Linked DNA regions of Mus musculus: region 2 is linked to region 1. Evidence: chromatin loops called from intact Hi-C (ENCODE). Cell type or tissue: heart. All regions are shown on one strand. Each heading gives the region's core, and the rest is flanking DNA. Links, peaks and the distances in the headings are about the cores only. Region 1 overlaps Slc25a30 (solute carrier family 25, member 30). Region 2 has its middle 16 kb from the start of Gm4285.

Evidence for each region. Hi-C counts contacts between places; a loop is a spot of excess contacts. Peaks named below come from ENCODE experiments on the same cell type or tissue, not always from the same donor. Only the 100,000 strongest peaks of a DNase experiment are listed, where the experiment ranks them.
Region 2: a loop joins it to region 1, with 6 times the contacts of the local background. A loop is called at or near these places in 9 of 42 quality-filtered maps.

What each region holds. Positions count from the first base shown.
Region 1 is chr14:75,767,088-75,769,996 of GRCm38, reverse strand. It overlaps Slc25a30 (solute carrier family 25, member 30), which reads left to right. Exons shown (of 10, transcript NM_026232.3): 6 at 336-431; 7 at 1,057-1,181. Among named protein-coding and RNA genes, the nearest start is that of Cog3, 14 kb to the right of the region's middle. In heart, for the core only: a CTCF peak has its summit at 1,806 (motif pointing right); no DNase peak of the experiment used is centred there; H3K27ac peaks cover 326 bases.
Region 2 is chr14:75,827,734-75,830,642 of GRCm38, reverse strand. No RefSeq gene overlaps it. Among named protein-coding and RNA genes, the nearest start is that of Gm4285, 16 kb to the left of the region's middle. In heart, for the core only: no CTCF peak of the experiment used is centred there; DNase peaks (open chromatin) are centred at 1,022, 1,602 and 2,252; H3K4me3 peaks cover 1,123 bases; H3K27ac peaks cover 1,120 bases; H3K27me3 peaks cover 579 bases.

The DNA.
Region 1 (2,909 bases), core at 252-2,751:
TATGAGTTACTGAGTAGGAAAAAAGGGTTTTCTTTTGAGACAGGGTGTGTGTGTGTGTGTGTGTGTGTGTGTGTGTGTATGTGTGTAGCCTTGGCTGTCTTGAAACTCACTCAATCAATAGACCTCCTAGTTTCAGACTTGTAGAGATCCACCTGTCTCTGCCTCCTGAGTGCTGGGATTAACAATGTGTGCCACCACTGGCTGACTTATTGCCAGTTTTCCCCAAACACCGTTACACCATTAAGCACTAGGTGGGTGGTTTTCTTAAGAGTCTCTGATGGTGGGGGTGGAGAATGGGCCAGTTTCCTTCTCACGTCGTTCTTTATGATCTGTAGATCCGAATGCAAGCACAGAACAGCGCTGTTCAAGGAGGCATGATAGACAGCTTCATGAGCATTTACCAGCAGGAGGGGACTAGAGGACTGTGGAAGGTGAGCCTCGCTGCAGTCTAATCCAAGTGTCCTCGCGGCGTAAGAAGAATGCCACTTCCTGCCTTTGAAGATGCCTTCTTTCTTTGTTTCTCTGTCTATAAAATGAGAACATGAATATGCTGTGGTTTTAAAGTGTCTTTTGGTTAGTACATACACAGGGTTTTGTGATAGCTGAGTACCGTTTATTTGATCTTTACTTTCTGTTGTTTCAATTCTTAGAATGTCCCCTGGGTCCCTGTCTCTTTGGGTGATTGGCCTGTTCAGTTTCATGACTTAGGTGAAGTCGGTGTTTAGGCAAGTGCCCATGAAGAATGCTATTTCCTAGGAACCCCATGACTCAGGGCTCATTGGTTCACAGAACAGACCCTCCCTAGACCCTGGTATGATCCCTCAGTGTGACAGAGAAGCTGGAGGCTTTCAGGCATGGTTTGCCCTAGCCCCAGGCTGGCCAGAGTCAGAACTGCCCTCCGAGCTTTCAGAGTTCTTGCTTGGTTGCCCTTTTCTGCTCTGTCGTGCCACGCTTCTCCCTAGTGGCAGAACTGGCAGCGGGTGGGATAGAACTGCCCACACCTCGGCCTTGTCTGGAGGGATGCGGAAATCATTTGCTGTTCACGTTTCTCCCCAGGGTGTGTCCCTCACAGCCCAGAGGGCAGCCATTGTGGTCGGCGTGGAGCTTCCAGTCTATGACATCACCAAGAAGCACCTGATACTCTCAGGCCTGATGGGAGACACTGTCGCAACGCATTTTCTGTATGTTTATGGATTTTAAAATTAATATTTTAGGTATGCATGAGCTTGGTAGGGTGAAAATTTTACATAAGTTTATGGAAGTTTTAGAGAAAGTATTGTAATAGTGTGGTATTTTCTTATTTGAAAAATTATAACTCAGAAGTCGAATGGGATGAGGTGAAGTCTTTGCCTTTACACAGGTAATTATATACCTGTATGTGTACAAACTGTATGTTTGTAAGCACCATGGACTTTATAAACAAATAAGGTCATGTTTGCATTGTATTACTTTTTAAAAAGTGACAACACAACCCAAATACATTTTCACTTCAGCTCTTACACCTTAGTCATTTTTGATTACTGTTTGTGTATGTGCCTGCAGAGGTCAGAGGGGTGTTAGAGCCCAGAGCCAGAGCTCCAGGCACTTGTGAGCCTTTAGGAAATCTAACTTGTATTCTGTAAGAACAATACACCCTCTTAAGTGCTCAGACACCTTGCCCGTCCTTAATTTTTGCTGTTGTTGTTGTTTTTTTTGTTTGTTTTAGTAATTGCAGCTTATCACATTTGTATGAACATATCATAGATCATTTAATCTGTGTGACTTGGTCTGGACAGGGACACTTAGCCTAGTGTGGCAAGTGTGCTGATTCTCACCACTAGGGGGAGCGCTATTCACAACTCTGTATGCCGCAAGCACAAGTAAACCTTTGTGCGAATAGAACAACTTCCCAAACAAAGAGTGACCAATTCAGTGTGTGAGGAATGCCGCGCTGGGAAAACCTCTGAGCTGATTGGTGCTGATAAAATAAAACCCGCAGCAAAGTTAAACTCAGTGGAGTTGAGTGTGAACAGAAGGAAAGTTCAGGAGCAGGAGCGCTCGCTCATGATGAGAATGGTAGAGAGCAGCACCCACAGTGTGCAGGAGTGTTTATGGCCAGAGACATGGGAACGGCGGCAGACATAGCATCTCCCTGAGGTTCAGCGTAGGACTTCCCAGCTCTCACGGGAGTGAAAGCGTAACCATTCCATTTTATGTTTTATATAACTCAGCAAGTCATAGGAATTACGTTACGGTTATTTATGTTCACAGGCAAATATAGGCTAACTATAACTCAGTTTAGCAACGGTACTCAGTGTAGCCTATGGTAGTCTAGTGAGACTGAAAGTCTAGGACAGTGTTTTGCAACCTGAGGGTTGAACGACCTGGGGTTGCCTAAGACCATCAGAAAATATAGGTATTTACACTCTGATTCATAACAGAAGCAAAATTGCAGTTATGAGGTTGCAATGAAAGTAATGTTATGGTTGGGGGTCTTCACAACATGAGGAACTGTATTAAAGAGCCGCAGCATTAGGAAGGTGGAGAACCACTGCTCTGTAGAACCCAAGACCATGGATGGGTGTGCAGTGAGGCGGTCTTATGTTTTATTTATTCTTAGGCCTATTTTTTTTTACATGTATGAGTGTTTTACCTGTGTGAGAGTATGCATATATGTATGTATATATGTATGTATATTCACTGTGTACATGCCTGGTACGTGCAGAGAACAGGGCATCAGAACCACTGGAACTGGAGTGTGCTGGGTTCTAAACCCAGGTCCTGTGTAAGAACTAGTGCTTTTAACTACTGAGCTACTTCCAGCCCCAAGGACCTCATTCTTGGTGCAGTTTGTGTAGCTTCTCCATATTTGTTTTGAAGGAATTCTGAGAGGAAGCTGTCTCATCTCCCTCCTTTGTAGCTGTAGCTGA
Region 2 (2,909 bases), core at 291-2,790, 61 kb before region 1:
GGCAGAGGGATGCAGACATCTATGAGTTTGAGACCAGCCTGGGCTACAAAATGAGTTCTAGGACAACCAGGGCTATCCTGTCTCAAAAAAAGGATAATATCATTGAGGGGGTTGGGAAGTTGAAGCCGCAGTGGATGGATCACATACACTGAGCAAAAGTTCAGATCCCCAGAATGCAGGTAAAAGCTAAGAAGGCATGATGGCTGCCTGTAATCCCAGCACTCAGGAGACAGAAGTAGTGGGATCTCTGTGAGTTTGAAGCTAGCCTGATGTGGTGGTTTGAATAGGTATGGCCCCAGCTGTCCTGGAACTCATTATGTATACCAGACTGGCCTCGAACTCAGAAATCCTCCTGTCTCTGCCTCCCAAGTGTTGGGATTAAAGGCATTGCCACCCCTGCTGGGTCCCAAACATTTTTTTTAAAGATTTATTTATTATATGTAAGTACACTGTAGCTGTCCTCAGATACTCCAGAAAAGGGCATCAGATTTCGTTACGGATGGTTGTGAGCCATCATGTGGTTGCTGGGATTTGAGCTCGGGACCTCTGGAAGAGCAGTCGGCGCTCTTAACCACTGAGTCATCTCGCCAGCTCACCCCAAACATACTTTTTGAAAAACCGAATGAGGAAATGAATAATGAAGTCTAGGCAACTGTACCCTCCACCCACGGGTGATCTCAACATTTGAATAAACGATCGTGTGCTTGCTTTTCTTCTTCGAGTGTTTTGCTTATTATTGTTCTAATTAAAGGCAATTTTCTAAAACGCCGGTGTTTGAACCAAGGGCCTCTTGTGCAGCTGCCATGCCACGAAGCTACCCTCCAGCACGAATTCTTAATTCATTTGTTTATGTGCTCGTGTATTAATAGATTCAATTGCTAAACACTCTCTCAGCAGCAGATCTGCAGTACTGGCTGAGCTCGCCATAGCAAACACCTTTTCTTTCTCTGTATTCCGAAGCAGTGGGAATGCATAGCTGGAGTGAAGCATTAGAGAGCGCTGCAGTTGTAGTTCCGCAGTGTGTCCGGCAGATGGCGATGCCGAGATCACCGAGTGCGGTCCTCAAAGCTGAAGGTAGGAAGGATCTGATCGGTTTCCAAATGCTGGATGGAAAATCAGAGCAGAACTTGAAGAGAGGCAGAAGGATTTGGAGAGGTTTTTTTAAAAAAAGACGGATTTCTGGCAGGCACCCCCAAAGGTTCTAGTCCCGCAGGAATCAGGCGGTCTCTGGGCTCTCTTCTGAGGATGCTCCCGCAAATTAAGAGGTCTGGGACCCACTGGCGGGAATTTCTAGGTCCTACTCAGCTGACTGGGTGAGGAAGAGATGCCTCTGGTTCCACTCTGAGTCTCTTATTTATCTCTGTGACTTTTCCGTGTGTCCCCGCCCCACCGCCACTAGCAGAGCGTAGGTGATAAAGATGATGCTGTTCCGTCTGCCGCCCAAGTTTGCTTCAAGGCTGAAAGGGTATCCGGCTGTTGGCAGCGAGGATTTAAGACTGGTCTACTCTGAATCAAAGGCAGGTGTGGCTGTTTTAAGAGTTCTCTCTGTTCCTGTGGAGCGGAACACCATCCAGTCTTGTGATTTGAGAACTGGCAACAACAGGAGTTGGCGCAGGGCCATAGCTGGGCTATCTGTACTTCCGCTGCCTCCCTGCCTGCCCAGCCGCTGTCGCCACTCCTCGCCACTGCTGCACGTGGGGGTGGTTCCTACTCTTCTTTGGGGTCATCGTTACCATATTATCCAAAAGATAAGGCTTAAAAGAAGGAAAATATCTAGAGTAATAATAAAGAATGGCATTGTTATATCGACTGGAACGCTCCACATAGTTACTCAACGCTAACACCTTCTTAAAGGGATTGTTCAAAGGGGTTGAAGGGTTAGGGATGCTACAGTAAGCAAGGATGCATTCTACGGAGAGGCCGCGGAGCACAATCACAGAAACTGGATTTTTTTTTTTGTCCTATTTAATGCTGTGTGTCATGCAAGGTCTCTCCAAAGAGGTGCCATTGAGCAGAGACTTAGCTGGTGAGAAGTGCCACCACACTGAGACCTGGGAGGAGGGCTCCTGTAGAGAGGAGAGGCAAGTTGTCAAGAAGAACCGGGCAGAGGCTGATGCGTAAGGGGGTGAGGGGGCTGACCTGGCGACGTGCTGGACAGGCAGGGAGCCGGAGGGGAGGAACTCCGGACTGAGTGGTCAAGCCTGCTTGTCCAGCTCTGTCCTGGCCTCACCCTGAGGCAGGAGCTATTTGCTTTTCCCCTGGGAAAATGTCACCAGGGCAGATGGGACTCTGGAGTAGTGATGGAAAGTTTTGGAAAACAGATGTGCACAGCGGAAGTTGGGTATTATATAACAGTTTTGTGCACCGAGGTAAGGCGGACTGAATGGCGGCTTCCATTTGGTTTCCTTCCGAACATGCCCCTTGTGTTCCTATGTCTGTTGCTGCTTTTAATCGGTCACTGTTTGCACCGACACTCCACACTGTCCACTCTGCCCGGTTCTGTTCTTCACTGGCCTTCCTCAACCCACTCTCCTAGCTCTCCTCTCTCCTAGCTCAGCAGGGAACTGTCTGAGCTGCTCTGCCACAGCTCTCAGCCAGTAAGTCTCAGGTTTCTAGGTCAAGTGAAATTAGAGCCCCATATTTCCTTTTGTGTAAAGGGCTATCTCTAGCTCGCACCCAGGGCCTCCCCTTCTGTGCATTAAATGATGCCAGCGGAGCTTTCCAGTCATATTTGAGCCAATGTTTCCCCTTCAAAGACTTCCCTGGGACTAGGGAGGTGTCCTGATCAGATATTCAGTGATACACACAAGTTATGATTATACTTTATCCTGGGAAATTACAAAGAAATGCCTTTGTCTTTAGTTTCAAAAAGAGCACACTTTCTTTAGGACTCAGTTGAATGACCCTTG